3 separate regions of the Homo sapiens genome follow, and regions 2 and 3 are each linked to region 1. A link is a contact called in ENCODE Hi-C or POLR2A ChIA-PET data. All regions are on one chromosome and are shown on one strand. The core of a region is the stretch at or near the end of the contact, and the rest is flanking DNA. Distances in the headings are between cores, read along the strand shown.

Evidence for each region. Hi-C counts contacts between places; a loop is a spot of excess contacts on that map. ChIA-PET counts read pairs that join two places held with the same protein, here RNA polymerase II (POLR2A). Pooled maps may share reads with other maps.
Region 2: a loop to region 1 is called in a pooled map, with 6 times the contacts of the local background. The contact joins the promoter of CTSD here to the promoter of CHID1 in region 1. A Hi-C loop is called at or near these places in 1 of 37 single-sample maps with no recorded cell type and 7 of 50 pooled maps. POLR2A ChIA-PET finds 5 or more read pairs at or near these places in 1 of 52 experiments (activated CD4-positive, alpha-beta T cell).
Region 3: a loop to region 1 is called in a map with no recorded cell type, with 2.5 times the contacts of the local background. The contact joins the enhancer-like site here to the promoter of CHID1 in region 1. A Hi-C loop is called at or near these places in 2 of 37 single-sample maps with no recorded cell type and 2 of 50 pooled maps. POLR2A ChIA-PET finds 5 or more read pairs at or near these places in 1 of 52 experiments (WTC11).

The regions. Positions count from the first base shown.
Region 1 is chr11:908,816-913,897 of GRCh38, forward strand. It overlaps CHID1 (chitinase domain containing 1), which reads right to left and starts at 1,995. Exons shown (of 13, transcript NM_023947.4): 1 at 1,960-1,995. RefSeq lists a silencer at 1,678-2,517.
Region 2 is chr11:1,762,677-1,767,758 of GRCh38, forward strand. CTSD (cathepsin D) reads right to left here and starts at 1,251. Exons shown (of 9, transcript NM_001909.5): 1 at 1,116-1,251. The coding sequence starts at 1,183. RefSeq lists silencers at 821-910, 1,161-1,630.
Region 3 is chr11:1,530,399-1,535,480 of GRCh38, forward strand. No RefSeq gene overlaps it. Among named protein-coding and RNA genes, the nearest start is that of DUSP8, 39 kb to the right of the region's middle. RefSeq lists an enhancer at 1,622-2,122. Within about 2 kb of position 2,298, at least 13 of the 41 ENCODE cell types and tissues checked have a DNase peak (open chromatin) inside an H3K27ac peak, as active enhancers do.

The DNA.
Region 1 (5,082 bases), core at 745-3,244:
CACCTAGTGGCCCCTCTGCCTATGACCTCCCTGCCCCCCAACCTGTGATTTCACACTTCAGGGAAGGAAGAGGAAAGGGTGGAAGAGGAAGACAGTCCTGCCAGCATGTGTCCAGCAGAGGGGACACTAGGAGAACCTAACTGAACACAAGGCCAGGGTACTGCCTCTGTCCACTCGCGCTTAACTTGCCCGCTCTGTGATGGAGTGCTTGGATACAGGCTGCTCACAAATGCTGGGCTGCTTCTTTGACTTGCCATGGAACTTTCCAGACAACTGCCCCAGGGAGATGGTGTGTGTGATGTGTGAGGGGTGCTCACACTGCAACCAGGCCCTTGTCTGGGCTTTGGTACCTCTCCCGCTCCCCACTGCTCACCGGCCGCTCGGCTCTGAGGCCCGTGAGGACACTCTCCATCATGCTCTTCACATAACACAGACTCCCAGGTTCACACACACTGTGTTCCTGCATCAAACCGTTTCTTCCCCAAATGCCAATGACCTTCCCTTGGGCAGAACGGCCCCGCACACAAAGGGAATGTGTTGTGTTATGAAGAGGCACAGGCCCCGACCCTGGTCACCCAAAGGGGTCCCAGAAACCGCTCTGTAACAAGATAAGGTGGAGCGCTACTGCTCCCACTTTCCTGCGCTCCCAGTCCGTAGGTCCAGGACCTCCTCGGTGGTGTTGATGGAAATGATGGGAGTCACAGCAGGGGCTTTCCAATGCTTTTCATGGAGACCAGCAGTAAGAAATGCACTTTACGTCACAGCCCAGCACACGTGTATGTCATGTGTGCACATGTGTTGTGCATGTGTGTACATGTGTAGAGCGACAGCAGCCAATCAGAGCTAACTCTATTCTGCGATGGACGCACTGACAACTCCTGTTCTGTTGTGTTTTGAAGAACTAACTGGTGCATGGCGGCTCTGGCCTGTGATCCTAGCACTTTGGGAGGCCAGGAGTTTTTGACTGGTTTTGGCAACACAGCCAGACCTGGTCTCTACAAAAAATATTTTTCTGCCGGGCAGATCACCCCATCAGGAGTTCAAGACCAGCCTGGCCAACGTGATGAAACCCAGTCTCTAAAAAAGATACAAAAATTAGCTGGGTGCAGTGGTGTGCGCCTGTACTCCCAGCAACTCGGGAGACTGAGGCAGGAAAATCCCTTAAGCCCAGAAGCGGAGGTTGCAGTGAACCGAGATCGCGCCACTGCACTCCAGCCTGGGTGACAGCGTGAGACTCTGTCTCAAAAAAAAAAAAAAATTCTTAGCTGAGTGCGCTGGCGCACACCTGTAGTCCCAAGTAGCTAGGAGGCTAAGAGATTACTAGAGCCCAGGAAGTCGAGGCGGACGGGCGGGCGGGTCACCCTCCAGTTTGGACAGTCAGCAATGGAAGCTTCAAGGGTTGGGGCTGAACCAAGGGTGGGTGGGATCGCGTCTGATGCGCCCACCCTTCACGGGGACCGCGTGCCCCTCACTGGGAGGGCAGCCCGCCTGGAGCCCTACTGCCTCTGCTCCCTCTGGGGGTCCTGGGGACCCGATGGCCACCACTCTGCCACACGAGCCGCGCGCTCACACACTCCTCACCCGCCGGCCACATCCCTTGTCTGCGCACTCAGGCCCCTTCCACCCAGCGCGCCTAGCTCTCAGGCTTGCTCGCCCCAGCGCACGCGCTCCACCTCCCACTCGCGGTCCCCCCGACACGCGCCCCCGTCCACACTCGCCCTCCACCCCCGCTCTCGCTCACCCTCGCTCTCATAGCAACCCTCTCTCACCCTCGTCCTCACACCCTCTCACACGCCCCCTCACACACTTGCTCTCTCTCACGCACCCGCCCGGCGTCGCCCGCGACCCCACGCCCGTCCTCCCGGGGCCGAGCCTCGCTGCCCGGCGCGCCCACTTTGCGGGAGGGAAACTGAGGCCGTGCAAGGAGGAGGAGCAGGGGCCGGCCGCCGCGGGGCTCACCTGCATGTCAGGGAGGCCGGACGGCCACAAACGCACGGCCGGAAAACGCTCCAGCGCGCCGGAAGTCCCGCCCCAGGCGCCCGCGCGCCGCCGCCGCGCACGGCACGCTGGGATGGAGAGGGGCTGGGCCAGGACAGGGGACTGGGCAGGGCTGCCCGAAAGTCGGGGCCGGGGCCGGGGCCGGGGCCGGGGCGGGGCCGCGCCGGGGGCGGACCCCGGGCCCGGCGCGTTCACCTTGAGCGCCCCTGGTGCTCGCGCTGGAGCTGGTTATCAGGTTCCCGGCCCAGGGGTAGCCGGGTTCCCAGCGCCACGGCTCTTAGGCAGGCCTGGCGCCCTTGGCGTGGGGCCGCGCGGGGCCTTGGGCTCCAGGGCCTCTGCCCGGCTCGGCGGTGCCGGGAGAACCGCGCGGTGGGCTCCGCCCCGGCACGCTCCCCCGGGGACCCGGAGTCACCACTCCTGGCGTCCCCCCGACCCCCGCCTGAGTGGACCATCTCCATCCCCAGGCCGATGGCGCCCACTGCGCTGTCTCCAGCGGGGACTGCCCGAAACGCGCGCTCTCTCGGTCCGCACCCCCGCCTTGCACATTGCACGAGCCGGAGCCCCAGGAGGCAAACCAAGTTCCCAACTCAGCCCCTCGCGCTTGGATGAACGAGCGCGTGGCCAGCACTTTTGAGTCACCGCGCATTCTACGCGGCACAGGCTGTCCGACCCCCACCCCCAGCCCTAGCCGTTCCCAGCGCAGTTTCCTACAGAAAACCGCACGGCCGGGCCCCACCCTGCCCCGCTCAGCCGTTCCCGGGGCGCGCGTGGGCTCCAAGACACCCTGCACAGCTGCTTCTCCATTTCTGCTGCTTGGGAGCTTTCTCCTTAAACTAAGCTTTGTCTTTCTTTCTAGTCACGTTTCCTTCTTTCCCTTCCCGGTATTTTCTGCCAGCTGACGCCCACGCCTTTCCTAGAAGGGGCTGGGGGCTGCATGCGGTGCGAGGCACGTCCCCCACCAGCTGTGGGCTCTTACTCAGCTTAGCACTCGCTCTCAGCAAACGGCCTGGATGGTGGCCTGAAGCCTGACCTTTGGGGGTGAAGACCTCAAGTCGGCAGAGCTCTGGAGAGGGTCCCAGTAAGCTATGGCAGGTGTCCTCAGGGACATATGCGCAGTCCTCCCAATGCTAAGGAGGCCATGGCAACATCCAACTTCTCTTAGGAAAGGCACTTAGCCATTTTAGGATCTCATTGAGGTCAGAGGTCTTTGGCGCTAAAGAATTGCAGAATCGATCGGGCAGCCGCCGCCTTTAATCCTAGCACTTTGGGAGGCCAAGGCGGGTAGATCACTTGAGGTCAGGCGTTCGACACCAGCCTGGCCAACATGGTGGAACCCTGTCTCTACTAAAAATACAGAAATTAGGCGTGGTGGCGCATGCCTGTAATCCCAGCTCCTGGGGAGGCTGGGGCAGGAGAATTACTTGAACCTGGGAGGCTGAAGTTGCAGTGAGCAGAGATCACACTGCACTCCAGCCTGGGTGATAAAGTAAGACTCGGTCTCAAAAAAACAAAAAAAAGAATTGCAGAATCTACTTAGGGTTCACTCTGGGCCAGAACTACAGACCTCAAGAGCAGATGGGGCCCGCAGATGGGAGGATAGGAAGCCCAGAGCCAGGCCCCTCTGCAGAGCTCCCAACGGCCGGGTTCCTGGGGGAGTCTTGTCAGTTGCCAGCACAAAGCGGTCCGCTTCCCAATCTGCATAGTTTGTGCCAATGGGCCCCGTGTACCTGCATTGAAAACTGACTTCTTGGCTGGGCGCGGTGGCTCACGCTTGTAATCCCAGCACTTTGGGAGGCTGAGGCGGGCGGATCACAAGGTCAGGAGATCGAGACCATCCTGATTAACACGGTGAAACCCCGTCTCTACTAAAAATACGAAAAATTAGCCGGGCGTAGTGGCGGGCGCCCGTAGTCCCAGCTACTTGGGAGGCTGAGACAGGAGAATGGCGTGAACCCAGGAGGCGGAGCTTGCAGTGAGCCAAGCCATTGCACTCCAGCCTGGGCGACAGAGTGAGACTCTGCCTCAAAAAAAAAAAAAAGAAAAAGAAAAAGAAAACTGACTTCTTTAGGTGGGCACCCACCTTTTAGCCTTAGGAAGATGCTGAATGATACATACCAAGATTTAGGAGAATCAGAACCGAAGTGTTAGCATTCCTGTATTAAGTGAAACTTGAACACATTTCGTATTTTATGTTTTTGGAACATCTAAGATAACTTGCAGTTCACCACATTTAAAATTTGAATCTGTTAAGTTGTATGAGTTTTTAGCCAGGTGCAGTGGCTGACCCCTGTAATCCCAATGCTTTGGGAGGCCAAGGCAGGAAAATTGCCCCCCCCCGCAAAAAAAAAAGTATCACAATGAAATAAGGTTTCACTCTGTCACCCAGGCTGGAGTGCAGTGGATTATGGTTCACTGCAGCCTCCACTTCCTGGGCTTAAGCAAACCTCCTGCGTCAGCCTCCCCAAATGCTGGGATTATAGACATAAGCCACCTCACCAGGCCAATGCATGAGTTACTGAAGCACCCGAGATTCTGTTATCAATTCAGACAACCTAAAGCACGCAAAAAGGAGTGAAAAGAGGCTTCATTTATAAATTGTTTGAAATGTTGAAAATTGCTTAATTGAGTTTATAGATGGGACCAAATATTATGCAGAAGCCCCTTTAAAGTGACTGCAGGCCAGGCGCAGTGGCTCACACCTGTAATCCCAGCACTTTGGGAGGCCGAGGTGGACGGATTGCCTGAGCTCAGGAGTTCGAGACCAGTCTGAGCAACATGGTGAAACCCCATCTCTATTAAAATACAAAAAAGTAGCCGGGCTTGGTGATATGCACCTATAGTCCCAGCTACTTGGGATGCTGAGGCATGAGAATCGCTTGAACTGGGGAGGTGGAGATTGCAGTGAGCTGAGATTGAGCCACTGCACTCCAGCCTGGGCAACAGAGTGAGACTCTGTTAAAAAAAAAAAAGGCCAGGCACAGTGGCACATGCCTGTAATGCCAGCACTTTGGGAGGCCAAGGCAGGAGGATCGCTTGAGCCCAGGAGTTTGAAACCAGTCTGGGCAACATGGTGAAACCCCGTCT
Region 2 (5,082 bases), core at 1-2,500, 850 kb after region 1:
CAGCTACCCTTCCCTCCAAGAAGCCCCAGGATCGTTTCCCCTCTGCTGTGTCTGTCCTCCTTGGAGAGGGGAGGCCTGTGGATAGGCTGGCAAGGTCAAGGCAGGCTCAGGCTTGTGGCTACTCCCCCACAACGACTTTAATTGGGGCTACCCGCCCCCGGGCCATTCCCCACAGCCTTTGGTGAGGCTCAGTCCTACCCAGCTGGCCCAGCCAGCTCCAGCCCCTGCAGCCTTCTGACCTCACCCACCTGCCAAAAGGCAGTGGACCCATCGCAGATCCCAGGTCTCCCACAAAGGCCCAGAGCAAGGGTGGGGCAGGTGCCCAATGGGATGGGTCAGCATACCCCTCCTGGGAATGCGGGCTGCCTTGCAAGGGCTGGGGAGGGGGTCAAGAAAGCAGACTGCAGCATGGCCCTCCTCTGCCCAGCTGGTCAGGCATGGCCGGGCCCCATCCCATCCAGGCCCAATCGGTGGCCTCACCTGGCACAGGGGATCGGCCTGAGGAGCGTGTGGGCCTCACTACAGCACAACCCCAGGCCCGGGGTGGGTGAGCCGACCCACTCCCCATGCCTCCTCCTCTCTCAGGGACATGGGAACTCCTAGGGTCTCGAGGGGTCTCCCAGCCCAGGGCCTGTGATAAGAGCCGCTGGAGCAAACTTTTAAAGCCCCCAGTTCACAGGTGGTAAAGGGGTCCCTAAGGAAATGGACTCGCCCAGACTCGGGGGCTCTGAGGCCTGACCTAGGTCTCCAGCAACAAGGGCGCTCAGTACAGACCCCAATTCCACCTGCCCCGAATGAGCACTACCTCCCCCCGCCCCGCCCCGTCTCCAGGGAGGCTGCGGTCAGTCTGCAGTCCTCAAGGTACAACCCAGGGTGGCATATGGGGGAGAGGCATCTGGCGCCTCTGCCCCGGGTCCCCTGCACCTCCGGAGCCCGGCGCCCCGTAGGCGGGTGGTCCGTGCAGGAGGCCGCGCAGGGCGGCACAGGTGCATTCCAGCGCGGGGGGCGCAAGGGGCTCGTGGGGGCCACAGGGGAGCGCGAAAGTCACCACAGGCCCCGGGACCTCGGCGCCGCGACCCCTGCCCGTCCCTGAGCCCCGGCCCCTGAGGCTTCACCTGACGAGCGCGGAGGCGGGTGCAGCCAGCAGGCAGAGGGCGAGCGGCAGAAGGCTGGAGGGCTGCATGGCGGCGGCGGCCGGGTCGGAGAGGGTCGCCGAGGCCGTGCGCTTATAGCCGGGATGACGCCGCAGTTGGGCCGGATCAGCTGACCCGCGTGTTTGCACCCGGACCGGTCACGTGGGCGCGGCCGGCGTGCGCGGGGCGGGGCGGAGCGGGGCCTGGCCTGGGCGGGGCAACCTCGGCGCACGCGCACAGCGCCCGGGCGGGGGGCGGGGTGGTGGTGCGCCTGCCGCGCCTACAGTTCCCGCCGCTCGCGCCCGCGGGGTCAGCCCGGCCCAGCTTCTGGGGTCTGGAGGATTCCCGTTTCGGCCTGGCCTGGGGTCGTGGGGCGGCCCACCCTGGAGGGCCCCGCGGGGTGACCCCTGTCCCGGCCGCCGCGGCCGTCCCCGCGTCCAGGCCTGCGCGGGGCGCTGCGCCGTGGGCTCCTGCACCTGCTCCTCCCGGCGCCCCCTCGTCCCCCTCCGAGACGCTCCCAGACATCCTCTCTGGAAGCCTCTTGCAAACCAAGGTTAAATTCAAAGTCCCCAGCCCACCGAATGGACCCTCCGCTCCTCTACAGGGCTTCCAGAGAAACCTGGAAAACCAGCTCAGGCCCTGCCGCAAAGGGGGTCGGACCCGCTCCGCCCTCTCCCTCTGGGCGCTGTGCTTAGAGACTCAGGCCTCACCGATGGCTCTAGCCTCCAGATCCCAAATTCCAGCCTCACACTGGCACAGCCTCACGTGGCAGACAGCAGGCCCGAAGGCAGGCAAAGTATTCCACCCTAAAATACATTCCTTTCACATGTTTTGATATGGCACTGCACAGCTGTCTCTTGAGGGGGCGAAATTCGCGTTTTCTAGAGAAGCTCCTTCCCTTAGGAGGTCGGGCACCTTTTGTCCACTCACGTCAACTCTTTTTTTTTTTTTTTTTTTTTTGAGACAGAATCTCGCTCTGTGGCCCAGGCTGGAGTGCAGTGGCATGATCTCGGCTCACTGCAACCTCTACCTCCTGGGTTCAAGCGATTCTCCTGCCTCAGCCTCCTAAGTAGCTGGGATTACAGGCGCGTGCTACCACGCCTGGCTAATATGTATATATACACACACGTATGTATATATATATATACACACACACACATATATAGTGTATATATACACATATATATACGTATATATATACACTATATATGTATATACATATATGTATATGTGTATATATGTGTATATATACATGTATATGTGTATATATGTGTATATATATACATGTATATGTGTATATATATACATGTATATGTGTATATATATACATGTATATGTGTATATATATACATGTATATGTGTATATATATACATGTATATGTGTATATATATATACATGTATATGTGTATATATGTTTTGTATTTTTAGTAGAGATGGTGTTTCACCATGTTGGCCAGGCTGGTCTCGAACTCCTGACCTCAGGTGATCTGCCTGCCTCAGCCTTCCAAAGTGCTGGGATTACAGGCGTGAGTAATCCCACTTTAACTCTTTAGGCAAAACATAACTCTTTCAACCACTTGCCAATCAGGAAATCTTTGAATCCCCTATGACCTGGAAGCTGCCCCTGCCAACCCTGTTTCTAGGCTGAACCAATGTATATCTTACATATGTTGATTTATGGTTTTGGCCTGTAACATCTGTCTCTGTAAAATCCGTAAAACCAGGCCGGGCATGGTGACTGTTGCCTATAATCCCAGCATACTCGGAGGCCAAGGTGGGAGCATTGCTTGAGCTGAAGAGCTTGAGATCAGCCTGGGCAACATGGTGAGACCCTGTCTCTACAGAAAAGACCTGAAAATTTTAAAAAAAAGTATAAAGCCAAGCTGTTACCCAGCCACCTTGCTCACATATTCTCAGGACCTGCTGAGGTGGTTTCACAGGTCATAGTCCTCACATTTGCTCAGAATAAATATCTTCAAATATTTTATAGTGTTTGGCTTTTTTTCAACAACACTCCCTATACCCAGGGTACCCAGATGGACCTCATCCTTACTCTCCAAGTGTCCCCTGCCCAAGCGCCCACTCTCCACCTCCTCAGAGCAGCACCTCACTGGGCCCTGCCCTGGCCACCCTGGGCCCTCCTCCCTTAGCCCAGACTTGCCCATCTCCAATGTGGCACCATCCCTGGAACCCCATCTCCAACGTGGCACCGTCCCTGGAACCCCGTCTTCAACGTGGCACTGTCCCTGGAACCCCATCTCTAACGTGGCACCGTCCCTGGAACCCCGTCTTCAACGTGGCACTGTCCCTGGAGGCCTGTCTCCAACGTGGCACCGTCCCTCTAGGCCCCGACCTCAAAGGTGAGCAGTGTATCCAGGTCAGAAACTGGGTCTCCCGACACTGAGCCTGCAGAGGCCATGGTGACAGTTGCCCCAGGACTTCACCATTCTCGTGTGCCCTGGTCCTGCCTGGCATGGGGGACTGAATTAGGCCTGTTGGAGGGGAGGGCCCGGTCATTCCCCAGATGCTCTGGAGCACACAGCCAGGCGGGAGGTGCGGTCGCTGTAAGTAGGAAAGGGATATTGGGACAAATCATTTAAGGCAGGTCCAAGTCACACAGGAAATGGAGCCAGGGGATGTGCTCAACAGCGACCTCCGCAGGAAGGTCCCTCCAAGAAGGTGGCATCTGAGCTTGGACCCAAATGAAGGATGCTTCCCCATGCTCTCACCCAGGGTGCGTTTTCTCCTCCCAGCTCCCTGCGAGGTAGATGGGCCCAACCCCGCTTTACAGAGGCAGTGAGGTTCTGTGGTTCTCGGCGGGCGGGATTGGAATTCCCACCTTTTCTGTAACCAAATATATCAGGACCTTGGCCCTTGCGGAACCTCCCCGAAGCTGGATCTGCCTGATGGCCACAAATGAGTGGCTGCCCCCTCAGCCCCACCTTCCCGCCCATTTAGAGCCCTTCATCTGAGGGGGTTCTAAGCCTGAACACAGAAGCCCGAGCAGACAGACACCCTTGCCCTCAGAATCTGCCCAGCTGCTGGGGGTCCACACCTTGCCCTCAGAATCCGCCCAGCTGTTGGGGGCCCACGGCCAGCCTGGACCTGGCACCTGGGGTTATCACGTGCTTTCCAGTGGGCTGGGATCTTGGAGATGTCAGCCGACCCTGGGGGACTGGACTCCAGCAAGGGGTGAAAGATGGTCCCAGCTAGTGTCCCCTGAGCCACCCTGCTCGGTCCCCAGGTCCAGTGGTGGACGAAGCATTTGGTGTCCAGGATACTGAGATACGCACCTGTGAGGACGCATGCCCACAGAGCGTGGCCGACACTCCACCCAGAGGTCCCGGTGAGCCGGTGAGGCTGCGAGCCAGTGGGTAGTGCGGATGGCCAGTGGGGCCAGAAGCACAACGTGGCAGCGAGCTGTGGGGTGTGTGGGCCGGTGCTAGCCAGGCTAAGAGCCTTGGACCATCCCCTGAGACAACGGGGCACTGTTGAGCAAGGACCCTCTCGGGGCCCCAAGGGTGAAGAGGCCCCACCCCACCGCAGATACCATCTGTTATTCTGTTTATTACAGAGGGGGCATTCTGCCTGGGCCCGCTCAGCTTCCCAGCTCCTGGAGCAGAGCCCGGCACGTGGTAGGTGCCCAGTAATTATGTGTGGGATGAATGCCTGGGTGTTCAGGGTCCCCGAGGGACTGACCCACCAGGCAGGGTGGGACCCTGCTGGCATATTGGGTGAAGGTCAAGGGAGTGGCTTCTAATCCCCTTGCCTCTGGCTCACCCGGGCAGACCCTCTCAATCTGGGCCTCACCTCTGTCCCTGGAGAGTTGAGGTTGGGCTAACGGTCTCTGGAGCCCTTGCCTGCCCCTGCTAGGAGCTGAGGGTACAGAAGCGACCCCTGGCCTCCTTGTCTGGCTCAGATTCCCCAGACTCCTGCACCTGCCAGGCC
Region 3 (5,082 bases), core at 1,048-3,547, 620 kb after region 1:
TGGAGTGCAGCGGTGCAGAGCTCACCGCAGCCTCAGCCTCTTGGGTTCAAGCAATCCTCCCGCCTCAGCCTCCCAAACAACTGGAACTAGAGGCATACACCATCACATCTGGCTAATTCTTTTTACTTTTTTGTACAGATGGGGTTTCCCTATGTTGCTCAGGCTGGTCCTGAACTCCCAGTCTCAAGTGATCCTCCCACCTTGGCCTCCCAAAGTGCTGGGATTACAGGCAGAAGCCACCATGCCCAGCCTCAACAAGGACTTTAAGGGGTCCTGAGAGCAAGAAGTCCAAAAACTCTGCTCTAGGGTGAGGATATAAAACTCTGCCTGGAGAGATCCATGTGGGGGAAACTGTGGCACCCCAGCAGACACCCATGACAGCAAGGCCCCTGAGGGCTGCCAGCCCAGCCACCACGGGTGGCAGTGCAGGAATAACCTGTGGGGCCAGAGCCCCACCCACCAGCCCACAGATGCGGGAAAGGTGATGAGGCCTCATGTTAGGCCCAGAAGTTTCAGGGTTGGTCACTCAGAAACAGGTGAGCAGGAACCACCCACGGCCAAGCCGGAGGCTGCTGAGCCATGCCCAAGATCAGAGACGCACGCGTCTGGAGCAGCGCCTGACACCTGACCCTGGTGGCTGACCATGCGGCCTGCCTGGCAGTCCTGGGCATGGGATGCACACCCGCACCCTGGCCCACCCAGGGGCAGAAGAGGGGACCACGAAGTTGTGTGTTTTCTGCTGAGAGCATCCACCAGAGCAGAGCTGCTCAGGAGGGCACACGGTGCTGCAGGCTGAGCATGTCACACGCAGAGCCAAGGCCGCCTGCTGGGAAGCCCACCGCTGGCAGGGAGCACAGCCTACGCACAGAATGATGCTCTCATGGTAATACTCCCCACGGAACCCTGCAGGGGTTCATTTTATTCTATATTGTCATCTTTTTTAACATTAAAAACTTGGCTACCGGTGACACTGATTATTTCTTTTAACCCACAATATTCATAAGATGGTTGCCAAATTGTAAGAGCAATCTGACCTGCCACCGAAGCCTCCTGAGCGCAGCCTGAGGTCTCCTTGCTGTTCCTCCTGTCCTCAGACTGTCCCCCATGCCCACATGAGCTCAAGGGCTTTGCTGGCACAGCTCTTCAGCTCAGAGGTTATCCAGGTGATACACAGCCAGGCTCACCAGTTCCTGCTCACAGAGGCTTCCCTCCCTGCCCCTTCGTCTATTCAACTGATACGGGAGCTGAGTCACATGCGCTCCTGCTGGCTAAATTTGACACAGCCCATTCATCAAAATATTATTAAAGACGACAATCGACTGAAAAATATTAAATAAAAACCCACGTGTCCCTGGAACCATGAGGGGGAGGAGGCAAAGGCAGCCCTTCTGAGACAAAGCACCAGGGAGCCAGGGCTCCCTCCATAGGCCTGCATGGCGAGTCCCCTCCCTCACCTCCGCAGGTCTCAGCTCAACAGCACCTTCTCAAAGAGGCCTTCTAGAGCTCCTATTCAAACAGCTCTCCCACGCACCCCCTCCAGGCACCCCATCCCACACCTCCTTACTCCCGTCCCCCTCGGCAGTGGGGAAGCTGCCCAGGGGTGGCTCCTGTTGCCTCTGTTCACGCGTGTCCGGAGCACTCAGAGCAGGCTGCGCGCATGCAGGCCTCCAACAGGAACCTGACTCAACCCAGATTCTCAGGCCCACACTCTTGTATTTCATGACACCACTGCTATGACAAATGGTCCTGTCACATGTGGCACAAAGAACAGGGCACGCAGCAGAAGGGCAGATGTGCCGGGAGGAGGAACCCAGAGCGGCCGCCCATGTAGAGGGCTGGCCGCAGGCTGTGGGGAGAGGCCAGGGCTGTGCAAGACAAACTCAACACAGACAAGCCATGCTCACGCCAGCAGCTTTCAACCCACGCCGGAGCTAATTTTATGCTCCTGGGCTCACGCCCAGGCCTGGCCCCAGGCTCAGGCATCTGGCTCCTCAGGGCCACCTGGCACCATCAGGCCTTTCCATGGGCTGAGGACAAGTCCCAGCAAAGCAGGAGTTAGGAGCTTCCGTAGACGGTGCAGGCCAAACCCCGAGACAACAGCCCCACCTGGGCTCCTGAGATTGCATTGCTGTGGGGATAGGGTCTGCCAGCCCACAGCCTGCACAGCCACCATGTCTGGAGGGGAAAAGGCGCTGCTGAAAGGGTGCTTGGAAGAAAAGTCTCCCAACCCGCAAAGGTCACGGGCAAAAGGGAAACAGCATGGTGCCTCCATGCTTTCCAACCCTCCAGCTTGCCTGCTTTCTGCAGGGAAAAGCTGCATACCTTTGTGGGAGCTCTTTGCCTCCCCGCCCACCACAGCGAAATGCTCGATGACACAGACCAAAATCACCACCACGCAGGGCGAAAAACAGGAGCTGCGGCACTTAACTCACTCACATTAACTAACTCACGTTAGCCCCGGGACATCCGCAAACAACTGCAGGGATGAATGAACAGACATTCCAGCCCAGGGAGCCGTGTGCGCTGGCAAAGGAGACCTTCAAAGAGAAGGGAGCCAGGGACAGCAACGCGACTGTGGCCACAGTCCACAGGCCAAGCAGTGCCACAGATCACACGTGGCCTGGAAGCCCTGCCCACCATCTCCTTCTTTTCTCTTTAAGCTTCCACATTTTGTTTGTTCCAATTGTTTCTACTTCCACTGAACACCAATGGGTGTGCCCCAGCCAGGAGAAATCCTGTGCAGAAAAAAACAAACATGGTGAAGGCAAAGAATGGGAGGCTCTTCTGGCCAAAGACAGACGGGAACAGCACACGCCCTTCCCTTCCAGACAGGTCTAGCACTGGCAGGAGGCTGCACAAGCAGTAATCACCACGGAGAAACAAAGGCCACGGCCCTGTGGCTCCCAACCAGCACTAAGTGGCCCTAACAAAAGTTGCAGTGGGCCCTGGTGTTTCTAACCCAGACCGCTGTGTGGACAAAGGAGAAACACTGGGGTGACAGGGGCATGGCACAGGGGTCCTCCCTCACAGTGGCCTCAACACCCCTCCTCCCGTACCGGATGACCGCAGCAGAGACCACAGCTTCCTCTGGAGAGGGGGTCTGGTGGTACACCAAGCCCCTGCTCGATCTGACAGCAGCACTTGGCAGGCAGACCCCTAGGGTGGCTGGCTTTCCCAGGGCTGGGAAGAGGCCCTCATGAGCCAGGACACAAGGGTGGCACTTGGTGGTGGCAAAGGTGGGGGCTGCGCTGTCTCAGATACACTCGTGATGAGAAACGCAGCCCTGCTGTCTACCAGCCCCCGACCAGGGGAGGCCGTCTGCAGCTCCCCTGGTGGGCTCACCCCCAGCTTCAAGGACACTTGTGCAAGGGTTCCTAGTAGTCAGTCCGAGCAGGAGAAATGGGAGGGGTGTCGCTAGGGGTTTACGGGGAGGCTCATTCTAAAAAGGGCTCCATGTATCCACGACCACTGCTTTTTTTTTTTTTTGAGATGGAGCCTCACTCTGTCACCCAGACTGGAGTGCAGTGGCGCCATCCCCACTTACTGCAACCTCCACGTCCCGGGTTCAAGTGACTTTCCTGCCTCAGCCTTCCGAGCAGCTGGGATTACAGGCACACGCCACCACGACCGGCTAATTTTTTGTATTTTTAGTAGAGACGGGGTTTCACCGTGTTAGCCAGGATGGTCTCAACCTCCTGACCTCGTGATCCGCCCGCCTCGGCCTCCCAAACTGCTGAGACTACAGGCGTGAGCCACTGCACCTGGCCGACCACTGCTCTTTTTAAGGTTAATTTGGAAACGGGAGGGATGATGGAAAACTTTTTTTTAAAGAAGAGGACTCTGAATGCAACACCACCCTAGGCAAACACCTCTGAAACCCAGGCCTAAGAGTGCCCTGGTGGAGCCCTGATGGAAAGAGGCTATTCCTGAAACCAGACCTTCCAGGGCTGCCCGCTGGAGATACAGCAGACCTGGGCCAGCCGGCTTCTCTGCTCACACCTCCGCATGTGCTGCTGCTTCTTCCTGGGCCACCTCCTTCCTCCTTCCCTCTTGGAAAAGCCCTTCATACCTGCTCTAACCGAGCCCCCTGCTTTTGGCCGCACTCACCCACTCCTCAATTCTCCTGCTGCCTGGGGCCCTTCTCTACCAGCCTGACAGCTCTAGGAAAGCGGGAATGGCTGTGTCTCCATCTCTGGACCTCCGCCCCAGCACAGAGCCTGGTACACGGCAGCCCATGAACTCAGGAATCTGGGGCCCCCGGCTGAGGAACAGGCCCAGCTCACTGTCCTAAAAGTCACAGTCACAAACCGCGGATCAGTGGTGGAAGGAGAGTGGCAGATGCACATCTCCCCAGGACGGAATTGCACTTGGTGATGAAGAGGACGGAGCTGCAGACACACGCAACGCCATGGATGGACGTTCGCAACACTGCGCCGCATAGGACAGGCACACAGCCCGTGTACTGGGATTCCATTTGCATGATTCAGCTCACCCACACAGATGGCGGGAGACTGGTGGCCGCCTCGAGGCTGGAGGTGGGGATGGGGAGCAGTGCCAGTGGACATGAGGCTTCTCTGGGGCATGATAGCAAAGTTCTCAAATTAAACTGTGGTGATGGTTACTCAGCCCTGTAATTTTACCAAAAATTATTTAATTGCAAACTTAAGTTAACTTTATGGTATGTAAATTATACCTCAATGAGGCTGTTAAAAGAACTCTAGAGATTCAAGCAAGTTCAGCCTGGGTGTCCTCATAATCAGAATCAATTGTCAACCACCAGTAACATCCTCCCATGCGGCAAAGAAAAGAAAGAAGAAAAACAAGGTCATCATCACTCCATTCACATTCCTGCAGAGACACACACTCACGAGATTTTATCTCGGTCAGAGAGGAGGACCCCTGAAGGCAGCTGGGAGAGCCAAGTTAGTAAGCACAAGCTAGCAGCCCCAAAGAGGCCCTCCCCACTCACCTGCAGTCTGTCTTCAATCAGAGCTGAGTCAGTAAGCACAGGCCAGCGGCCCCAGAGAGGCCCTCCCCATTCACCTGCAGTCTGTATTCAATCACCAGCACTGTGGTGCCACA